2 separate regions of the Homo sapiens genome follow, and region 2 is linked to region 1. A link is a contact called in ENCODE Hi-C or POLR2A ChIA-PET data. All regions are on one chromosome and are shown on one strand. Each heading gives the region's core, a stretch centred on a gene start or an enhancer-like site at or near the end of the contact. The rest is flanking DNA. Distances are from core to core; before and after follow the strand shown. Region 1 overlaps LINC01484 (long intergenic non-protein coding RNA 1484). Region 2 has its middle 18 kb from the start of LINC01942.

Region 1 (6,219 bases), core at 2,061-4,560:
AAAAAAGTAGACCTTATTTTTTAGAGCAGTTTTAGGTTTGCAGAAAATACAGAAACTTTCAGTATATCCCCTCCGCCCACTATCCCAGTTGTCTGCCCCATTGCTAACCTCTTGCATTGGTGTGGTACATTTGTTACAATGGGTGAACCCATATTGATACACTATTATTAGCTCCAGTTCATAGTTTACTTTAGGCTTCCTTCTCTGTGTTAGACAGTTCTACGGGTTTTGGCAAATGCGTTGTCTCCACACCCATCATTACGGTACCATACAGAATTGTTTTTCTGCCTTAAAATTGCCCCTTGCTCCGGCTACGCATCACCCCCCTCCTTCTACCCTGGGCCCAGTTTTCTTCACTTTTTCTTCAGTGCATTTATTGCAGTTGTAAAGATCGAATTTGGAATTACTTGATTAAAATCGGCCTTCCCCACGGGACCGTAAGCAGCTTCACGAGGGCAACCGCTACGTCGGGCTTTGCCACACTGTGTCTCCTGGGCTTTCTCACAGTGCATGGCATATGTTAGTGTAAACAGTTGAACAAATGAATGAATGAATGAATGAGTGAATGAGAAGTGAAGTAGAGGCAATGAAGGAGGCTGGAGGAAGGAGGTGTCAGGGCAAGAAGAGGAAGCCTCACCCAAATCAACATTGCCCATCCCAGGAGCCTCCCTTTGAGGACAATGAAATGGCAAAGCAAAACTGTTCTGGAACCAAATGGCTGATAACCCACGCTGGGGTTATCCTGGCGGTGAGTGTAGCCCCTCCTTGCCCCATCAGGGGTGACAAGGACAGGAGCAGGGAATTGATGTCACCAGAGCCAGGCCCTGAAATGGCCTGACAAGGGCTCAATCCGTCACTGTCTTAACCGTCGTGACTTTCGGAGTCACCTCCAGATTTTTTGGCCCAGTAAATGATTAAGCAGTTAAATAAAGACAGGCTCATTAAGGAAACATGCTTCCCTGCATATCTGCCCCAGTTACTCCTAAATTTAATCTGTCCATGAGCCAATTTCCAGGACAAACGCGCACAGGCTTTTTTTTTTTTTTTTTTTTTTTAAATCTCCAGAGCCTTAACTTTGAAGGTATTCATTGGCCAAGGCTTATCCTGATGCCGGTCTCCCCCATCCTGTCTCCTCTGAGACTCAATGGAGGGGTTCCTTCCCCACACCCAGACAATCCCGTGGGGCCGCTGGAGAAGGGGCAGGGCACTCGTGGGGCCCATTTGCCAGCAGGCAGGGCCGGGCCCATGAAAGCACCCTTTCTTCTCTGTCACACGGCTGCTCCCAGCCACGGGGGGCTCTGGGGTATAATCGGATTGAGTTTCCTTGGCCAACAGGTTGGCTTTGTTCTCTTGTCCAGATTTTCATCCACTTGGCTCCCCAAGTTGCTGCTCGACCGCTCTCTGACCTGGATTCACTGAGGACACATCAGGCCTTTGCCACGGGCTCCATGGAGTGGCCGGAGCCCAGGGCTGGGTGAGTGTGGGGTGGGTCTGAAGGGGAGGACGTGCATCTAGAGGCCAGGCCAGCCCCTGCAGGATTTTCTGATGTCAAATCGCCTGTCCTGTGCCCGAGCCCTATCGCCTTAGCAGAATGAGGACACGTGCCTCCCCTGGGCCTCCCCACCGTGGCCTGAGTGAGTGTCTCTCCGGCTGCAGTGTTTGCAGTCAGCAGGTCAAGAGGGGACCCTCCTGCCCTGCTCCCATGGGGCTGCTGCTCCTTCTAGCAGTCCCAGCTTAACACCCACACTTCTTATACTGGTCCCAGGGCCCTCTATGGGTTAGGGTGTAGAAGGAGGTTGTGTTGGTTAAAAACACCAGGTGGAAATCTCTTTTCTCTGAATGCTGATGGAGTGCTGTTAGGGAGACAGTTCTTTTCAGTCTAGTTGGATCCTGGGTGAAGACTCAGGCCTCGCTCAAGAAGGGAGACCACCCATATGTGCTGTCACGTGTTTCCAGGGAGGAGGCTGGAAGTCCAAGATCAAGGTCCTAGTAGGTTTGGCCTCTGGTGAGGGCTCTCTTCATGGCCAGGAGCTTCTCCCACTCCTGGGCACAGATGGGCCCTGTTAGACTGTTGCCTTGCTCCCAATCAATCATGCCCCCTCCCACTGCCTCTGGGGTTGTGTCTGTGATGTCCTCTTCCTGGGGACAAATGCAGCTTCAGCTGCTATAGGCTGGGACTGTGGCCCTCCCTGCACCAGTCCCAGGGCCCAGCTTCCCCAGGCCACTAGCGTTGCTCCAGGAACAGTGTCCAAGTCAGTCCCGACTGCTAATAGAATCCCACGGACTGAGTGGCTTCAGGAACAGGAATTTATTTCTCACAGTTCTGGAAGTCCAAGATCAGGGTGCTGGCAGATTTGGCTCCTGGTAAGGGCTCTCTTCAGGCTTGCAGACAGCTGCCTTCTTGCTGTAACCTCACATGGTGGAGAGAAAACTCTGGTGTCTCTTCCTTTTCTTATAACGGCACTAATTCCATCATGGATCCCCCCACCCTCATGACCTCATTGAAACCTAATGACCTTTCAGAGGCCCCACTTCCTAATACTGTCACACTGGGGGTAGGGCTTCCACATACCAATTTGGAGACACACAAACATTTAGTCCATAAAAAATGGGCAGGTGGCCCAGACTAAGCTAATCACATCCTTTCCTGGGCCTGTCAGGAACCTTCTCTGGCTTTTGGTTTGTTTGTATTTTAAAATAGAAATAGGCAGATCTGTGAGAAGGTGAGGTGAGAGTTGCAGGCAGCCACCTACCTGCCCAGGGGAGGAGGCCCTTTTGCAATAGGAAAGAATGAAAACAGCACAAAGAGAGACGTGGAGGAGGAAGACGGAGAAGGAGGGGCGCTTTCGCCTCCCTGGACCCAGTGGGCCCTGAGATCTGCTTCTAACCTGTCTTTTCTCTATTGATTTTTGTCAGCTAATAAGTCTTTCTTTCTACATATATTCATTGAAGTTCCATTTGTTTTCCTTGCCAGTAAAAGAATGCTGACAACCTCAGGATTGGGCAAGGAGCTAGTCCTTTTCCCCTCTTGAGAGATGGGGTAGCAGAGTAGTAGGAGCAGAGCGGCCAGGCTGTCTGGATTTGAAGTTGTACGTGTTGGTCTGGGCAAAATTTTCAACTTCCTGCGCCTCAGTTTCTTATCTGTAAAGTGGGGTTAATAATAGTGCCCACCTCGTGCAGTCAGGGATGAGGATTAAGTGAGTTATATGTGTAAGGTGCTTTGCACACTGCCTGGTGTGCAGTCAGCTCAGCATCTGTGAGCTGATTTCCATCTCCCTTGGGTCTTGTGGCCTGTGAACACAGCCTTACTTGGCGCAAGTGCTGAAGGAAATGGAACGCACCCTGAGTGAGACAGCAGTACTCTCTTGTGACCCAGTTAGTAGCCAGCTGGCAGATTTCTGGTATTGCTCACTGCTGAGGGGCCGCTGGGTGCCTGATGAGTCCTGGGAAATGCCTGGGGCAGGGTGGCTGGCCTGGGCCTGTCTGCCCTGGGTTGCCCCTCCCAGAGCTCTCAGCATGGCAGCACTAAGGCCAGCTGGACCCTACTTGGGAGGATAGAGAAGTGGAAAGAACCCTGGGCCTGCAACCCAGCAGTTGTACACCGTGGTTTCCTAGAGGAACTCATGCACATGTGTCCTGGAGACCTGCAAGAGGACAGCACCATGGAGATGACCAGCAACTAATACCACCCAAAGGTCCACCAACAGGAGAATGGATACCCCAGCAGGGGTGCATGCATGCAACGGAACACACCACGTACTGGTGAGAGTGAATCAATGTCGGTCACACGCATCAACGCCGATGAGGCTGAGACTCGTAATATCAAATTTAGAATTGCAAGTAGCAGAAGGATCAAAGTTATATTTGTAATAAAGCTTAAACACAAGCAAATCGAGCACTGTATTGTTTAGGCACACATTCACATTTGGTAAAGACATAAAGCAAAGCAAGGGAACGAGACAAAAATGAAATCCCAGAGTAATCAGGTGGTCAGGTCTTGGGGGGTGGCGTGGAGTTGGGGAAGGGCATCAGAGTGGATCTCACCTCAGCTCCGACTGCTTTGGGAAGTTCTAGTTCTGACATGGAGTGGTGGGTTCACAGCTGTTTGATTGCTTGTTATGCTTTATAACAATATAAACTGCATATGTTCAGTTGAAATATTTCATAATAAAGGTTTTTTAAAAAAGAACATTGGGCTCATCTTTCCCATCAGATACAGGCATTTTTGTTTTGAATTTCTATTTCCTTTTTTTAATGAGCAAGGATCGTTTGCCTCTGAAAATATAAATTAAAAAAAAAAATAAGGCTGGGCACAGTGGCTCACGCCTGTCATCCTAGTACTTTGGGAGGCCGAGGTGGGTGGATCACTTGAAGTCAGGAGTTCGAGACCAGCCTGGGCAACATGGTGAAACCCCATCTCTACCAAAAATATAAAAAATTAGCCAGGCGTGGAGGCGTGCGTCTGTAATCCCAGCTACTTGGGAGGCTGAGGCAGGAGAATCGCTTGAACCCGGGGGGCAGAGGTTGCACGAGCCGACATTGTGTCACTGCACTCCAGCCTGGGTGACAGAGCGAGACTCCATCTCAAAAATAAATAAATTATTTAAATATTTTTTTAGAAAAAGCACTGGATTTGCAGTTGGGAGCACAAGACTTGGGGTTGCCCCTTCCCACAACCACTGTCATTGCTGGGACCTCTGCAGCCATCTCCTCCCGGCCTCCATCCTCACCCACTCCATTTCAGTCTCTGTTTGGCCCCCAGCTGAGTTATCTTTGTAACCATAAATGGCATTCGCTCATTTTACTGCTTCCTGAAGTCCAAGCCTGTTCTTTTCAACCATGTTTCTCCCTGTTCCTCTTCACCATTTGTATGTAGCCAGATGTAGAGTTCATGGAACCAAAAACCTGCCTTCTGCTTCTGTGTCTTTGCTCAAGCTGTACCTGGGAAAATAAGTCATCAGGTCTGAGCACCAGCGTCTGGGTCTCAGTGCTCAGCATGCAAAAGAGACTGGGTTTAGGCTCTGTCACTCACCATGAATTCTACACGGAATGACTTTTCTGTCCCTAAGTGATCCTTCCAGGCTCATTTCAGGCAACACCTCTTCCAGGAAGCCTTCCCTGATATCCAGCCTTTATTCTCACAGCTCCTCTGGTAATCCCTATCAAAGTACCCTGAGATTTCCACAGTACTTTGGAATTTTCTGTGTATGTGCCTCCTCCACTAGACTACCTACTCCCCAAAGGCAAAAACTGGGTCTTATTTTGTTTGTCTCAATAGCAACTGTACCAGCCGTGGCATGGTGGCACTCAAATGGTAACGCCCTGAGGGAAAGGTTTTGCCTGTTTTGCTCATCTATGTATTCTAAGTGCCTAGAACACTGCCTGGCATATGGTAGCTGTGCTGCAAATGGTTATCGAGTGAATGAATAAATGTTAACCTGTACTGAGTACTGAGTAAAGTTCTATTGCTTGGAAGCTGTGTGAGCTTTGGTGAGACACTTAACGTCTCTGAGCCTCCCTTTCTCCCTCTGTCAATGGGGAGATTAATAGTACTATTCTTGAAGGATCACCATGAGATTTGGCAGAAAGATGCATGTGACAGAGCCTAGAAAATGGCAGGTGCACAGCCCGCGCTGCTTCATATGGATTTAACCCTGGCCCCAGTGGCCTCAGGCAAATTCCCAGTGGCTCTGAGGTTGTCCATCTGAGCTCAGAGTCCCCGCTCAGCCTCCCTGGGTGGTCCATGGGAAAAGGGGGTCGCAGGTCTGTGCTCCTCCTCCTTAGCCACGGGCCAGTGACCCCTAGGGTCACCTCTGACTGCTGGGTCCGTGGATCTATTGTGCAGGGCCTGTTGGTGGCTGGGCAGCCTCACTGAGTCTCCAGAGCCCAGCTGGTCAGTGCAGCCAAGGTCATGGTCCTCATTCCTTGAATGGCTCTTTCTTTAAATTGACGCAAACTCTTCTTCAGCAGCCACAGGTAGCTCCTAACGCAGCCAGCTGTCTGAGCACTCTCTTAGGTCCCTTTGGGTCCTAAAATGCTAGAGAGGGGGCAGGATAGATGGAGGAGGTGTCACACAGACCTAGCTCCAGCGCTGCCTTCCCCAGCTTCTGGCTGTCTGACCTGACCTGGCTGTCTGACCTGTCTGCAAGTGACTTCACATCTCAGAGCCTCAGTCTCCAAGTCTGTTTTTTTCTGTTTTTTTGTTTTTGTGTGTTTGTT
Region 2 (6,654 bases), core at 1,452-3,951, 36 kb before region 1:
GGCTGGTCTTGCCATGCCCACCCTTCCTGGGAGGGCAGCGTCTGCTGTGGTGGTCAGGGCCCTGGGCTCTGAGACAGGGCTGCCTGCCTTTGAGTCTGAGTCCTCCACAGCTCTGTGACTTCAGGCAAGCAATATTACCTCTTTGAGCCTAAGGTACTCATCTGTAATGGGGTTATAAGAGCATTTGTCCCATTGGGCTAATGCAAGAAGTGAATAAGATAATGATTATAAAATACTTAGCCAGGACCTGGCATAGAAAAGCACTCAAACATAATGAACGTTTGGCTCCAACCTCCCTGTGCTCTAGGGATGCTGTCTTGGCCACCACACCTGGTCTTTTCTCCTGGTTATTCCTGTGCACAGAGCCACGTGCTCATGCACTCCCTGGTAGCACTCAGCAAGATGACCACCTTACATTTATTTGTGTGTTTGTCTAGTGCCTTTGTCTGTTTAGTGTCGCTATAACAAAATATCGGAGGCTGGATAATTTATAAAGAAAACAAGTTTACTTGGCTAATGATTCTGGTGGCTGGGAAGTCCAAGAGCATGGCACTGGTATATACTCCACTTCCAGTGAGGGCCTCATGCTGGGTCACAAGGTGGTGGAGAAGCAGAAAGGTAAGAAGGCATGTGCAAAAAGACATGCATGAGAGTCTGCGCTCACTTAAAAAAAACCCTCTTTTTTGGGAACTAATTCATTCCCACAAGAGTCAGAATTCCCTCCTGAGAGACGGCATTAATCTATTCATGACAGTGGTGTCCCATGACCCAGATACCTCCCACTAGGGCCCCTCTCCCAACACTGCCATATTGGGGATCAGATTTCAACATGAGTTTCAGAAGGGACACACTCAAACCATAGCATGTGGTTAAAGTCATCCTCTCCAGGAGCTCCAAAAGGGCTGAGCTGGGTTCCTGCTTTGCTCACCATTTTCTCCTGGCCTCTGGCCTCAGCTGGCACATAGTGGGTGTACAACAAGCATTTCTCAAATTGAATCAACCAACGCAGGTAAAACAGTAGTTTCTTCCTTCCCTTCTCCTTCCCTCCTTCTTTCCTCTTTTTCTGACCCCACCCCCAGCCCACTCTCAGGGCTGATCCTCATGCTGGGCCTGTGCTGGGCTCACCACCCTCTCTTGGTGCAACGAAGCTGAAAGCCAGAACCTACAAGAGAAGTGAAATGGCCAAGACAGGTCTGAGGCCCCCCCTGAGACTGTGTGCTATGGTTACTGTCTGCCAAATCACTGGTGCTTCTTTATTTAACTGATGGCTGCTGTCACTTTTCACACCTCTGCGCACACTTGAGAAATTACCCTTTTCTTTCTTTTTTTTTAATCCCAAAGCTCATTATTATTTTTTATTACTTTTAAGATCTCATTCTTTGTTTTAAGCCTCCTAAATGAACCTGCCAATTTATATTCCGCTATAATGGCAGAATTTTCTAATTTGTTTGTCATTGTTGAACTTTAGCCTGCTAGATTTTATCAGAAGGTAGCAGTTTGTCTGGAGAAACTTTGAAATTGTCAAAGAATTTGTTCCTTCTTGTGAGTCCTGCCAAATAAAACAAATGCAGGAAAACCTGGCTGCCTCTTAGAGAGCCCTAAACATCCCACTGCTATCTGAAAGATTGATATTCATCCTCTGAAATAAAGTCGTTTCTTTCCCATTATCTTCAGGAGCTTCAGCTAAGGATGCTAATATGGAAAACAAGGAGAGGTAAGCGGTTTGATTTTCCCCCCTTTCTCTCTTCAGGAAATTGCTTTCTTATGCAAGAGAAATGCAAGTTCACCCACAGTGGATCAGTCATATGATAAGAAATCTGTTTGCAAGACAGGGAAGCTCATTTCCCTGTTGAGAAGCTGCATTTGTTTGAGGGAGACAAGGAGAGAGAAAGCATTTTTGCTGGGCACAGGGAAGGGATTAAGGCATCATGACAAGCACATTGCTTAGAAATGAGCCCAATTAAAAAAACATGAACCCATCTGACCCTCATGTGAAAACCCAGGGCTGTCACCGTCCACTCCTTGATTTGAGAGACCAGCACAATTATTCTGGAGATCATTAAGATTCTGGGGGAATGAGTTTTCTGGTTTTGCTTGTGATTTCCATTTTTCTCATTACTGACAGAAGCTGCATTTATGGATCTTTCTGTTTAAAACAGGAGCTTCTCGGGCTGGTTTTATTTTGAATCGGCCTCCCCAAAAGGCATAATGTCAAAAGCTTAAATGGGCTCATCTGGGCTGAATGTGTGAGAACCCCGGCCCCTCCCACCCCCACCAACTTTTTTTTAAAATTTTTTTTTTTCTTGCCTTTGGAGATGGGATTCACGGGCGTGGGCAGGCAATTAGATTTTAAAGCGGGAGAACTCCGTTGCACTTGCCAGGAACTGCTGAAGCAAGCAGGAGAGCCCGTGGGCTTTGAATCCTGGCACGGAGGCAGGCGCTCCCGGCCCAGCTCTCGTAGGATGGGTGAGAGGAGTGTGTTTGTCTTTGTTCTGAAAAGGGAAATTTAATTTCATTCCCTGAGCACTATCTGCATGGCGATTCCATAGCTAGGCGATACTGGCTTTCAAAAGCCTGGGCCATTGCCTAGTTTGGGAAATGTCAAGAGTTGGCATGGTCCAGCAGAGGGTCAGCTTCCAGTGGCAGGCCAGTGCCCAGGCTTCATGCTCAGCCTTCATCTGTGGCCCCGTTCCCAGGAGGGCTGCTATCTCTCTAAAGATCGAAGGACTTTGTGTCCCCAAGCCAGCCTTCTCACATGCTGCCGGCTGAGTCACGAGGTTGGGGGCTGACGTCTGATTTCAAAGCCACTGAGAAAGAAATGCCAACACTCGTTCAAGAAGCTGGCTGGTGCTGTGCCTAGAACTCTGGACTGGAAGCCGCCTGGAGATGGATCCGGACTTGGAGGAGCCCGTTTATGGGACCCCAGACCATGCTGCTGCTCTCACGGAGCTTATCTTCTCACAGCGGCGGGTGGTAGGGGAAGTACATGATGAAATGAACAGAAAGATATTGGGTAATGATAAGGGATGTGATGAAAATGAGACTGAGTGATGTGAGAGATCAGAGGGCTTCTCGGAGGAGGTGACATTTGAGGTGAGACCTGATGAGAAAGAGCCAGCCATGCAGAAATCTGAGGGAAGAGCATCCCACACAGAGAGAACAGCAACTACAACCCCACTGAGCAGAAAGCCAGCTTGGCATGTCTTTGGAACAGTGAGGAAGCCAAAGTGGTTCCAGCGTGATGAGCGAGGGGGAGAAGATGCCATGAGATGAAGTCAGAGTGATAGGCACTATCGTAGGAAGGAGTTTGACTGAGATGCTAAATATTTTGCAGAATTTTTGGAAGCAGGGGAGAGACAGCTGACCTGATTTGTATTTTAAGAGGATCACTCTGCTTTGTGCATGGAGAATCCATTGAAGGGAGCACAAGACAGGAAGCAGGGTTGATCATCAGAGCTACTGTGGCAAATGGGCAAATGAAGCCATTTTTATCTTCCTGTGACAAGGCAACTTGTCACCAAAGGGACAGGACATCCTTCTTCAAGTCAACATTTCTAGGGTTTTGCTTATTCTGAATATGGTGGAGGCTATGGTGGTTTACTTGAAGGTATGGTTTACTAACCAGATCCCAGAAACTCACCTGTGTGTAAGAGTCTGATTTCTCGAGCATTCGCAGCCCTGCAATAGCAAGTCAGTGAGAATGGCCTTGAGCACAGCGTCTAATCAGAGCAGGCCCCCACTGGAGTACCAAAAAGGCTGTGAGGGGCACCTGTGACAGTTTGTGGTGAACAACTGTGCAGCAAGACAAAGTAATACAATCCACGTCCGATTTTTAAGATGCATTCCAGACCAAAGGTCAGGTGCCTCGCTGTCTATAGAAATCAACATACAGCTAATATGTTACATATTGATGTCCTATGTATTTCGTAGCAGTCCAAAGTGATCAGTAGCTACATAGTATAAAAGGGAGACAAGTTGTGCCCATTTTATTGCACGTGGTGTTGTATACTATACAAACTTCTTAAATTCTTTCTGATTTCTAATCTTTTACAAGCTGAAAAAAATTAAAATATCAACAAGGTTAAATATGAGAAGAAGCAAAAAAATGCAGAAAAATTTATTTGAGAAGATTTGACAGTTCTTTCAATTGTTATGCTGGCAGGGGCAGGAGGATGCAGAGAAAAAGTCTAAAGAAGAATAAAAGAGCGTTGACTGAGGAGCAGGAGAGTTTGCAGAAAAGACTAGATGAGAATGAAGACTAAGTGACTTCGAGGGGCTTGGGGAGGGGCTGCTTGAAGATGTCAATGTGGGAGATGCTTCCTGTTGGTGAGAACCAGCAGAGGTGTGAGACCCTCACTGTGCCCAGTGCCAAGCCCCCACATTGGAAAAACAATAGAAGGAATGCAAAAAGGATCCACAGTCCTGGGAGACCGAGCTAACAGGCCCTGTTTCATCTTGGACCATGTGATGCGGAGGTTCCTGTTTCAGGTGCTGACTTCCTAATGAGGCCCTGCGTGGAGAGGTGGCCCCGGGATGCTATCTATCACACAGTGATAAACAAGGCAGCGACTGTTTCCTGTCCTTTTCTGCGACTGAATCCAGTCTCATCCGTCCTCCTAGGTGACGACCCATAGTCAACATCCTGCTTTTCCCATTCACGGCTGAAGGATAATGATGCCGGTTTTCATTGTGCTTTCGGACCTTGGGACATGAAGGGATAGGCTTTCTTTCCTGCCAGAGATAGGGAAAGGGTGGATGGGAGGGCTTTCCAACAAATGCTTCACCTTCCTCCAGTTGCATAGGAGTGGGGAGAGCCGAGGGAAATGCAGAGAGGCAGCCCTGGGGCTCCTGAAACCAGGCCAAGAGGTGCATTCAATCAAGGACTGACATTTGCCCATTGACCTCTTATCGGAGTTGCTAAGTCACTGGGGCCTTTGTGCTGCAGAATTGGAAAGGAAGGGTTCACCCAGCCCGGCCAATCCTGTGCCAGCTCTCTGCCCAGGAGCTGGCCATTAGCATTTACCTGACATCTGACTGATATCTTCATTTCACTTTGGTAAACAGGCCACCTCAAGGCCAAGGTGACAGTGACCTCTGGCGCTGCACACCGCACAGGATTCTCCCTGGGGACCCTGGCGAAGCACTTTCGCATCGGCAAGAGCTCCTATTTCCCCTCCCCACCCTCTGATTAGTGCTGACGATAAATAAATAACCATCCAACAGAATAGACAGCGGGCAGGCAAGCTGGACAGAGAAAGAGAAGTGTGGAAGGGCATGAGGGAGGGTTGGGAGAGGCAGAGGGGGAGTCGGACTTAGAAGGTTGCCTCTGCTGCTCTCCCACTAAGAACAATGCAGCTGCCCAGGAAACACACCCGAGCTATGAATAGGCTCAAGCACACAGGGCGAAGCTGTCGCATTTCTGCCGTTTAGAAAGGATCTCTAGTGTGAAGTTGCTTGGAGGCTCTGATTTTGCAAACCCAATTAAATATAGATTTCTTTGGGGTGACGGTTGGGAAGGGTGTGGGTGGAATGTATGTCTGTGCTGCAATGCAATTTAATCCTGAAAGTTTCAGCAAACCTATTCACACACTCCATAAACATTTCTGAGCACCTGCTGTGTGCCAAGTGCAAGGCACATCCAGCTGAAGCACACTTTGCCCCCCAAAAACCCATGGTCCAATGGAGTTGCAATGGCTACTACCTACCAGGGTCAGGCAGGCAACATGAATGAATGAATTAGGGAGGGTGTGGGACATTAGGGAGCGGTGGGGACTGTGAGAACGAAGTGCATGTGTCCTCTGTACAGGGACTGGGGAGCTATTCAGTCTCAGTTGACTGTCCTGTATTGTGCCTTATGATTTTTAAGGGGAAGCCATATGTTTGGAATTGCTTGTGTGTGTGTGTGTGTGTGTGTGTGTGTGTGCGCGTGTGGTTTTTATTTCTATTTTTTTTTTCTTTAAACACTGTGTGGGCCAAACAAACCATGTCTGTAGGCCTATTGGGACCAGAGAGGATCTTCTAATAACATATAATAAGAGTGACATAGAAGGCATCCCAGGGGCTAATGGAAGCCCTAAGTGGGGCATTTAACCCAGCCAAGGGTGGAGTTGGGAGTATCTTCCCAGTGCAGGTGAACTGAATCTTGGATAATGTTAGCCTAAATCATGGCCTGGTAAATCATGAATGATGGTGTAAATGATTGGAAGAGCCATTCCAGGCAGAGTAGTAATTTAGCTGGGCACTTTGCACATGCCTGCCCAGCTAAAGACTACATCTCTCAGCCACCCTGGAAACCAAGCATGGCCACCTGACTCATGGTATCTGTCTCAGTCCTTAAAGGGAAGGAGGGTTCCATTTGTCTGCACACCCCCGCCCCCCTTCCTTCTGGCTAGCAGGCGTGGTTGTCGCCAGCATAGATTGTGGAGCTGGCAACTCGACTTCTTTGGCTTCAATTTCTGTAAAATTAGGATATTATCTACTCTGAGAGATTTTGAGGGTTAAAGGCTTGATACTTATAAAGTATTGAGAACAGTGCCTGGCACATACATGGGCTGCCAAGGCATCATCTCATCAATAATTTTCTGTGGACGGTATTCTTTCGCAGCACTCTGGGGAAGGCAGAGCAACAAGAGGGCAAGAGCCTGGGTCCCCGTC

What was found. A loop is a pair of places that touch in the nucleus more often than their neighbours do. ChIA-PET counts read pairs that join two places held with the same protein, here RNA polymerase II (POLR2A). Pooled maps may share reads with other maps.
Region 2: a loop to region 1 is called in a map of gastrocnemius medialis, with 4 times the contacts of the local background. The contact joins two enhancer-like sites. A Hi-C loop is called at or near these places in 2 of 168 maps with a recorded cell type or tissue (gastrocnemius medialis and psoas muscle) and 1 of 50 pooled maps. POLR2A ChIA-PET finds 5 or more read pairs at or near these places in 4 of 52 experiments (HepG2, OCI-LY7, Panc1 and 1 more).

Annotation. Positions count from the first base shown.
Region 1 is chr5:173,704,232-173,710,450 of GRCh38, forward strand. It overlaps LINC01484 (long intergenic non-protein coding RNA 1484), which reads right to left. Exons shown (of 3, transcript NR_108027.1): 3 at 3,368-3,644. LOC107984118 (a long non-coding RNA gene) reads right to left here. Exons shown (of 2, transcript XR_007059059.1): 2 at 3,842-6,037. It overlaps LINC01942 (long intergenic non-protein coding RNA 1942), which reads left to right. Exons shown (of 3, transcript NR_146727.1): 3 at 1,359-1,618. Among named protein-coding and RNA genes, the nearest start is that of LINC01942, 18 kb to the left of the region's middle. RefSeq lists an enhancer at 2,994-3,494. Within about 2 kb of position 3,311, at least 11 of the 41 ENCODE cell types and tissues checked have a DNase peak (open chromatin) inside an H3K27ac peak, as active enhancers do; they include gastrocnemius medialis and psoas muscle, where a contact is called at or near this core.
Region 2 is chr5:173,668,555-173,675,208 of GRCh38, forward strand. No RefSeq gene overlaps it. Among named protein-coding and RNA genes, the nearest start is that of LINC01942, 18 kb to the right of the region's middle. RefSeq lists an enhancer at 1,449-2,045. Within about 2 kb of position 2,702, at least 17 of the 41 ENCODE cell types and tissues checked have a DNase peak (open chromatin) inside an H3K27ac peak, as active enhancers do; they include gastrocnemius medialis and psoas muscle, where a contact is called at or near this core.